Linked DNA regions of Homo sapiens: region 1 is linked to region 2. The links are chromatin loops, found by intact Hi-C in ENCODE. Cell type or tissue: IMR-90. All regions are shown on one strand. Links, peaks and the distances in the headings refer to the core of each region. The heading gives the core; the rest is flanking DNA.

Region 1 (4,503 bases), core at 373-4,372, 190 kb after region 2:
ACTGCATATTGCTAAATGCAAAAAGTCAGACTGAAAAGGTCACATCCTGTATCCTCCAATTATATGACATTCTGGAAAAGGCAAAACGATAGCAACAGTAAAAAAGACCAGCGGTTGCCAGGGGTCTGAGGAGAGTGCTAAATAAGCAGACCACAGCAGATTTTTAGGGCAGTGATACTATTCTATATGATACTGTAATGATAGATACACGACATTAAGACACTATGCATTTGTCAATTTAAAAAAAAGTAAATCTTAATGCAAAATTTAAAAATTATTTAAAAGCTAGAGGATCTCAGGATGGAATACAGAATGTGACAAAACAATCTAACTGCATTACAAGTGCGTGAAACAACCTCACTGAACGGGGTGGGGAGAAAAAAGGAAATGCCTTACTTGTTTTAAATCCCAGCATTCCAAACATTTAACCACGAAATTCTATTAATATTAGTGAAGTTAGCAAACTTTTTCATGTAACATCTCCAAGTAGATACTGTAATACTCAAAAAATGACAGTGCTAGTTACAAAACAGCACAAGAAAAACTTGCTTTCTAGATAGAGTATCCCTAATCTTGAGAACAAGTTAAGCAGTCCATTTCTTTTTTATGATTTTCAGAAATCACCTGTTTATAAAAGAGAAAGAAAGACATTTATGCCACAACACAGGCCAGGCACTTGCACATATGTTATCTCATTCAATCTTCTTCACCTTTGAAAGATAGCAATTTCTATTCCCATTTTACCAAAAAAAATTACATAAATAATGTCCAAGATCACAGAATATGTGGTAGATTTTCAGTGAGTGTTTACTGGAAATGAATAAAACAATGAGTAATTTAAACACAAGTCATGCATATGAAACAAAAAGTATATCATAAGGCCGGGCACAGTGGCTCACGCCTGTAATCCCAGCACTTTGGGAGGCCAAGGTGGACAGATCACGAGGTCAGGAGATCGAGACTATCCTGGCTAACATGGTGAAACCCCCATCTCTACTAAAAATACAAAAAATTAGCTGGGTGTAATGGTGGGCACCTGTAGTCCCAGCTACTCGGGAGGCTGAGGCAGGAGAATGGCATGAACCCAGGAGGCAGAGCTTGCAGCGAGCTGAGATTGCACCACCGCACTCCAGCCTGGGCGACAGAGCGAGACTCCATCTCAAAAAAAAAAATATTTTATACATCGCTGAGCATGGAAATACATAATGAATTTAAATATTACTTATTTAGAAAGTTCAGTTATTGTTCAATGTTCACTGAAATTTTCATAAGAGGTTTCAGTGAGGGGAAAATATTTGAGTTGGGCTTTGAAGTATGGATAGACTATAAATAAATGGATGGGAGGGAGAAAGTTGAGGTGGAGGCAGCTACAGGCAAAGTCATGAGTGGGCAAGAACATGGCTGTGTAGAGTGAAGTGGATTAAAACACTTTCCTAGGAGCCTTTCAACTCTAACTTTGTTTCCCCACAATATGTAGAGGCTCTGCAATCAATGTCTACTAATGTTATGGGTCTTGTTAATATTTAACTTTCTTCAATATAATAACAAATATGGAAACATCATCAGATAAATAATTAAGTCAAAGAATGTAAGAACTAGGAGACCCTTAACATTTCCCAGGGCAATACACATGGTAAATGGCAGACTTGGGTGTGAACAGATATTTCTGGTTTCCATGTTCTTTATTCTTTCTACCTACAAGGTTTGATTCCTCATTTACAAATGAGGAATGAAGTCTGGAGAACTTATATTACATAGGTTTGTTGTTGTTGTTGTGGTTGTTGTTTTGGTTTTGAGACAGGGTCTAGCTCTGTTGCCCAGGCTGGAGTGCAGTGGCACGATCTCGGCTCGCTGCAAACTCCACCTCCTGGGCTCAAGCAATCTTCCTACCTCAGCCTCCTGAGGAGCTGGGACTAGAGGTGCACGCCACCACGCTCTGGCTGATTTTTGTAATTTTTGTAGAGACAAGGTTTCACCACATTACCCAGACTGGTCTCAAACTCCTGGGCTCAAGCGATCCGCCCTCCTCTGCCTCCCAAAGTGCTGGGATTACAGACATGAGTCACTGCACCCGGCCCATAGTTTTTATTAAAGAGCAAATGCAGTCAGGTTTTTGCATTCCAGTTTCTCTGGGAACACAGAATAACAATATATAATATAAATAGAACGCAGATACCAGGCTCTGTCACGCAGAAACAGAAGTCAAAAGCAGAGGAGTAGGTTACGGAGGAAGATGAATCTATTTGGTTTGTGTTGAATTTGAGTTTCTGCTAGATAAGCTTTGGATTTCCAGAGCACCCTTCTCAGAAGATTCTCCAAATTATGGGGAAACCACTTAGAGTTCTGGCAGAAATAATAAACTGTTTGTATATGCGTCTGTTTATTCTAATTCCAAACATTCCTTTTCTCCTTCAGTTAAGTGACCAAGTTGTGAATCGGCCCTTTGACAGTTAGGTATTATGTGTGTGTGCATTTTCTTAGCTTGATAGTTTAAATTACCCTGTAATCATTTGCTTCTTTGAAGGTTTAGGCTGAAAAGAAGACATATGGCACTTCTTAGTCACTCCCACGCTGGAAGATATGCCTGGTCTCTACCTTCACCCACTTGTCTTCATTTCAGTGGAAACCTCATAAAGACCAGGCCCACTGCTTGTCTAAACCTAGAGCTGATGAGAAAAGACAATCCCAATGTTACTGTAAAAGAATATTCTGTGTCCTGCCCCTGACTTTCCCCAGGAATTGGGGCAGAATCTCTCTTCCTTTTCATGAACACATTGCCCACTTAATTTGAGTTAGTGTTTTTTTAAAAAAATAAAATTGAGTTTCTGCAGTCCTTTAAAAAGATGACAAATGTCTTAGAAAAATAAATATTTTCCAGGATGCTCTCATCTTAAGGATAGTTGTGATTCAAGAAATAAGAAAATACAACTGATAAGAAACTCAGATAATATTCTCATTGCCTAAGTTTCTCGATGTGTTGAGAAAGAAAGCTAATAACACTTAGATTTATGTTTAAAAATGTATTTTCATGTTTAATGAAACATATGGGATAGTTTTGTTCTTTAAATAATTTGAAATTTCATAGGTACTTTGTTTCAAATTTCATTTTCATGGTGTCTTTTAAATTGGTTCATTTGGCCATGGACTAATCAGATTTTTTCCTGTTGATCTGCAGGCTAGAGGTTTCACAGTTTTAAGTCTTTTGCATTTTGAACAGTTTCCTTTTAGCCAATTTTTTTTTTTGCCTTTTTTTTGGTTGTTGTTGTTGTTGTTTTGTTTGTTTGTTTGAGACGGAGTCTCCCGCTGTCACCCAAGCTGGAGTGCAATGGCATGATCTCGGCTCACTGCAACCTCTGCCTCCTGGGTTCAAGCGATTCTCCTGCCTCAGCCTCCTGAGTAGCTGGGATTACAGGTGCCCGCCACCATGCCTGGCTAATTTTTGCATTTTTAGTAGAGACGGGGTTTCACCATGTTGGTCAGGCTTGTCTCGAACTCCTGACCCCGTGATCTGCCTGCCTTGGCCTCCCAAAGTGTTGGGATGACAGGCGTGAGCCACTGCGCCCGGCCCAATTTTTACTTCTGTATCACATTTTTAAAGTAAATGTGCAGATTAAGTATGTTAATATTTTTACTTATTTTATATCTACTATGTACAGGACTAACATTTCTTAATGGAAATTACTAATGAAGAAATTTAAAAAAGCTAACTAGCCTCTATTAGTGTTCTTATTAACAGGAACGGCCCGATAAATATGTTTCATGAAGTGTTTTTTTCATTCCAACTTGTAAATCATGGTATTTTATCCTGCTCCCTATAAAGATGTACTGTTCAATAGCAGTGAATTGAGCAATTAACTCTGCTAAGACTTCTTACGCACTTGTTTAAGGACTTGATAGCATCATCGGTATATCACAAAAAGCCCTTGTTCTTGGAACTCTCTCCCCTTCCTCCACTCCCTACCACAGAAAAGTAGTGAAAAATGTTTGAGTAGTATTTATCAGCATGCTGCACACCACAAAACATTTTGCCAAAAAGAAAAAGCAGCTAATGAGCTTGGAAGGAAAAGTGTGTCGCAGCAAAACAACTGTGTATTCCTAAGATGATCAGACATCCTGTTTTAGGACAGCACTATTATAGAAAGTCACTATTGATGAAAGTGAACTTGGAAAGATTTGTATTTCCGTATTCTTTCTTCTTCGAGCTTCCTGCCCCTGCTCCAATCCCCTACCGAATTCCACTTTCTAATAACAGTAATTTTAAAGGAGGGCATATCCCGATGGAATGCTTCTTTGTTTAGAACTTCCTTACCAGAAATTGTTTTCTCTTTTTTAAAAGATGTTACATTTATTGCTACATAACTGTTGTACACAAGTGACATTTTCTATAAAAGTGACCTAAAATGTCACTTGCTGTTATATTCCCTGCTGTTAATGGAAAAGATTCATCAATATCTATTAAAATGTAAAATGCACATGTCCTCCAGTCTAGCAATCCTACTCCTG
Region 2 (4,503 bases), core at 112-4,111:
CTACCTCCTGTATTTAAAACTGGGTTTGGAAGGGTTAATGTCCTTCTGATAGGAAGCTACTTCTCCAGGGTATTCTAGAATCTGCATTTCATCATGATTGTAATGATAAAACAAAACTTATTTTCTACTGACAGTCCTAGACATAACTATGGAAAAATTAGAACAGAAAAAATGAGTTAGTCAAGGCTGAGGTTGAAGAAGAGCAGAAGAGGATCTCCAAATGAACTTTAGCACTTGAAGAACTGACTCAAAGCCCTGTGGCCTCCTTGAATGACACAAATGTGAGGCAAGATTTTCCTGAAAATAGCCTGCTCCCAGAGGAAAAGTGAATTGCACCATCAAAGAACAAAGACAGACTGGAAAGTATGTGATGGACCTCAGATGTCCAGAGACTGATCTTGAATATGATCCTTTCCTCAATTATTCTGCGGAGGTACTTGGGGCATCTAAAGCAAAGCAGGATGAGGCTGATCAACAGCACTTCTGCCACTTGAAAACACCTGTGAGTGAAGGTCGCCACACATCCCTGGAGAGCCAAAGGCCTTCTGTTTCACCAATAAGAAGTAAAACAGATCTTTAAGAATCTGAAGATGATCTTATAATAGATGTACCTCCAGTCATGCCTACTTCTAAGAAATCTAAACTATGTAGAGGCTTCAAACATCATTATAAGGATAAATGGACACATATCACGCCCCCGGAGGAGAAAAATCTTAAAATTAGTGGCACAGAAGAAGAAAAAAACAGATAAAACCCAACTAACCACACAAATAGATGATGACAGTAACAAATTACAACTACCTACATTGCTCATGAAAACATCCCCAGGTATTAAAACTAATGTAAATTTATATCATTTTAAAACAGTACCTAAGAAGGAAAAATTTGGGGATGAAAAAAGCCATGACTGTATTTTAGAAGGAGGTTCATCTTCTGCACCTCTCAATGGCAATGAAATAATGAAAGAAAGTTGTAATAAGAAAGTTACCTAAAGAACAAAAAACAGGTAAAAACAAAATTATGATACACAAAAAGAAGAAATTAAATGTTGGTATTCACCAAGCCAGTTCCACATTTCTTATTCAGATGACCTTGCAAAAGACAATGTGCCAAGAATGCAAGGTAATAATCAAGACCTCATTACTTTTGAAGAAGCAAATTAGCCAAATTTGGTTCTGATCCAATCAAATCTGATAATGGTTGTACTGAAGATGACACCTCCTCTCATTCTGATGACACTATGAAAGAATGTCTTTAAGTTTCTAATGAGCTCGTTGAAAGTGAATCTCATAAGGAAAAGACTGCTAAACAGGTTAGCATTTTTTTTCTTTTATTGTTTTCTTAAATCTAATGGAGTTTTGCTTAAATACATATTTTATATTTGTTCTAAATTCTATACAATATACACCTACATAATACACATATTCTAATAGTTTTGATCAATAACATATTGGAGTGACAAGGCAAAAGCCTTGATAAGTGGCCAGCCATAGTGTCTGGCAGAGTTGACAGTTTCCAGAGGCCATAGTACTATATACAGTAACTTATAGTTGACTTCTCAAATTAGAGGATTTTTTGTTGTTGTTTGTTTTGAGATGGAGTCTCTGTCGCTCATGCTGGATCGCAGTGAGGCGATCTCGGCTCACTGCAACCTCTGCCTCCCAGGTTCAAGCAATTCTCCTCCCTCGGCCTCCCAAGTAGCTGGGACTATAGGCGCGTGCCACCACACCCAGCTAATTTTTGTATTTTTAGTAGGACGAGGTTTCACCCTGTTGGCCAGGCTGGTCTCGAACTCCTGACCTGAAGTGATGCACCTGCCTTGGCTTCCCAAGGTGCTGGAATTACAGGCGTGAGCCACCGCGCCCGGCCTAGAGGATTCTTTTATAGGAATCTACACAGGTAAAACTATTCAAATTCAGTTTTTTGTGAATTTTTATTAAAAAATTTGTCCACACTTTGTTGCTTAGATTCCTATGGCTTTTTGAGAAACATGCTAAATTTGCCTTTACTGTGCTGAAATTGGATAATTCTTTTTTCCACTAGGCTTCAGAAAAGGATGATATGTTATATTACAAAAACACATCTGGACCAAAAAAGAGAATTGCACACTCTGGCAAATTTGATGTGAATTATTTAGTTCCTCATCTCCCCGCTGCTCAAAGCTTTATATAAAGTGCATACCTTGTTATTTCCAGTTTTATTATTCTAGGACTATTTATCCTTTTGTCCACTAGGGGGCACAATTTACTGGCAGTCGGTACATTGATTCCTGCTTGTTAGCATTTTCCTGTCCGTTTCCCCACCCCACCCACAGATCTAACATTTTCATTGAAAGCAGGTATATTATCATTGGGTAGCCTCTTAACCATAAATTTTAAAAGTCGATCCTCATTATTCACAGATTCCAAATTTGCGAATTCACCTACTCAGTAAAATTGACGTGTAACCTTAAAATCAAGACTTGCTGTGCTTATGAGATCATTCACAGACAACGCAGAGTGGCAAAAAATTTGAATTGCCTGACATGCACATTCCCAGTTAAGGCTGAAGAAGGTGATAGCCTTCTTGTTTAAGCTCACATAATGTAAAATGTCCTTTTGCAGTCCGTTTAGTGCCAGGTTTTTTTGTATCTGTGTGCTTTTTGTTGGTGATTTTGTGCTGAAAATTGCCGCTCATTGTAGTGCTGTCTAGTGCTCCTAAGCATAAAAAGAATGTGATGTGCCTTACAGAGAAAATATGTGCTAGATAAACTTTGTTCAGGCATGAGTTTTAGTGCTGTTGGCCACGAGGGTATTAAATGAGATGTCTGTAAACATGACACATATGTAAAGCAAGGTGATACTTTGATTGACCAAAAAAAAAAATGTGACCAGAGACTTACCTGAACCTAACCCCATGTTTGTTTGTTTTAGGAGCAGTGGATTCAGTGTTCACTAAATCTGAGTTTGTGGTGACTTACAGAGTATAACTACCTGAAATAACAAGAATCGACTTTAGTTTTCAAAATAATTATAAACTTTTGTAATTTATAAGTGCTGAAGTTCTTTTATGACATAAAAAAGAAATTGAAGAAGCAGTTCAGTGAGTAGTATTCCTTTAACATTTTTGTGTTTAAAAAAGTGATATTTAGGCCAGGCGTCATATATCATGCCTGTAATCCCAGCACTTTGGGAGGCCGAGGCAGGTGGATCACGAGGTCAGGAGATGGAGACCCTCCCGGCCAACATGGTGAAACCCTGTCTCTACTAAAAATACAAAAATTAGCTGGGTGTGGTGGCGCATGCCTGTAATCCCAGCTACTCTGGAGGCTGAGGCAGGAGAATCGCTTGAACCAGGGAGTCGGAGGTTGCAGTGAGCCGACATCGCACCACTGTACTCCAGCCTGGCAACAGAGTGAGACTCCGTCTCAAAAAAAAAAAAAAAAAAAAAAAAAAAAGATATTTAATAAACTTTCTGCATGGCAGAGTCTATACTTCCAAATCACAAATGAAAACCTGAATTTCAGTTCTTCATAGAATAGTTGGGTGTCCTTGGGCAAGTTATTTAATTTTTCTGAGCTTCAGTTTCCTTATCTATGAAAGGAAAATTGAGTGCCTACCCCAGGGTCAAATATATAAGTACTTAATAAATGCTAGTTACCTTCCTCTTATTTCTTACAAAGTTTTTTTGGTGGCTAACATTATTTCCCTTTAACTGCAAATGTTGTGGTGTTTATAGTTTTAATTTTATTGTGCTATGTAAAAAAAAAAAAAAAAAAGCCAGGTGTGATGGCGCGTGCCTGTAGTCCCACCTACTCCCTGTTACCCCCTCCCCAATTCTTGTATATAAATAGTTTTTGGCTTTGTAAATAACTGTCCTTAAAATTCTCACAAGTTGAAATAATTGGACTAAAGATAAAGAATTTTAAGATTTTTAAAGCATTCTTTAAAAATCTTATTGTCACTGTATTGCCTTCCAGAAGGGTTTTCACAATTTATAGTCCTTCTCAATGTTTCAGAGTTCTCTTCCCACAAACCCTTACCTACGATGCACATTATAATTTTTTAAAGCCTGCAAATCTGGTTAAAATTTTATTGCCTTATCTTATATTACATTTCTTTAATTATTAGTGAAGCTAAACATTCTTTCCCATGTTCCATTCTCTTATAACAAATGTTGCTGTGGAGAAGTCTGCTTGCCTGCTATTTCACCCTTTGAGTCGTGTGATACTTTTGTCTGCCTATCCAAAGGATTCTTCCTTTAATTCTGAAGTCCAATAACTTTAGTAGATATGTCTTATTAGCTATTCTATTTTTTCTGTCTACATACAAAGTATCACTTTTGTATGAAATTTAATTTTTTAGTTAAAACTTTCTTAAATTATGTTTCAGTAGTTGTTCAGTTTTATTATTTCCTTATTTCTGGGGATACTCCAACTATGCATGCATTGGATCACAATCAGCGTTACAAATGTGGTCAATTTACTGTGTGGCTGGCTGTAAGGCCCCCAACGAGCTTCTATGA

The links. A loop is a pair of places that touch in the nucleus more often than their neighbours do. Peaks named below come from ENCODE experiments on the same cell type or tissue, not always from the same donor. Only the 100,000 strongest peaks of a DNase experiment are listed, where the experiment ranks them.
Region 1: a loop joins it to region 2, with 3 times the contacts of the local background. A loop is called at or near these places in 1 of 110 quality-filtered maps.

What each region holds. Positions count from the first base shown.
Region 1 is chr9:27,085,086-27,089,588 of GRCh38, reverse strand. No RefSeq gene overlaps it. Among named protein-coding and RNA genes, the nearest start is that of TEK, 22 kb to the left of the region's middle. In IMR-90, for the core only: no CTCF peak of the experiment used is centred there; DNase peaks (open chromatin) are centred at 418 and 2,128; H3K4me3 peaks cover 281 bases; H3K27ac peaks cover 3,163 bases.
Region 2 is chr9:27,274,360-27,278,862 of GRCh38, reverse strand. It overlaps the pseudogene REXO6P. Among named protein-coding and RNA genes, the nearest start is that of EQTN, 21 kb to the left of the region's middle. In IMR-90, for the core only: a CTCF peak has its summit at 2,236 (motif pointing right); a DNase peak (open chromatin) is centred at 2,262; H3K27ac peaks cover 229 bases.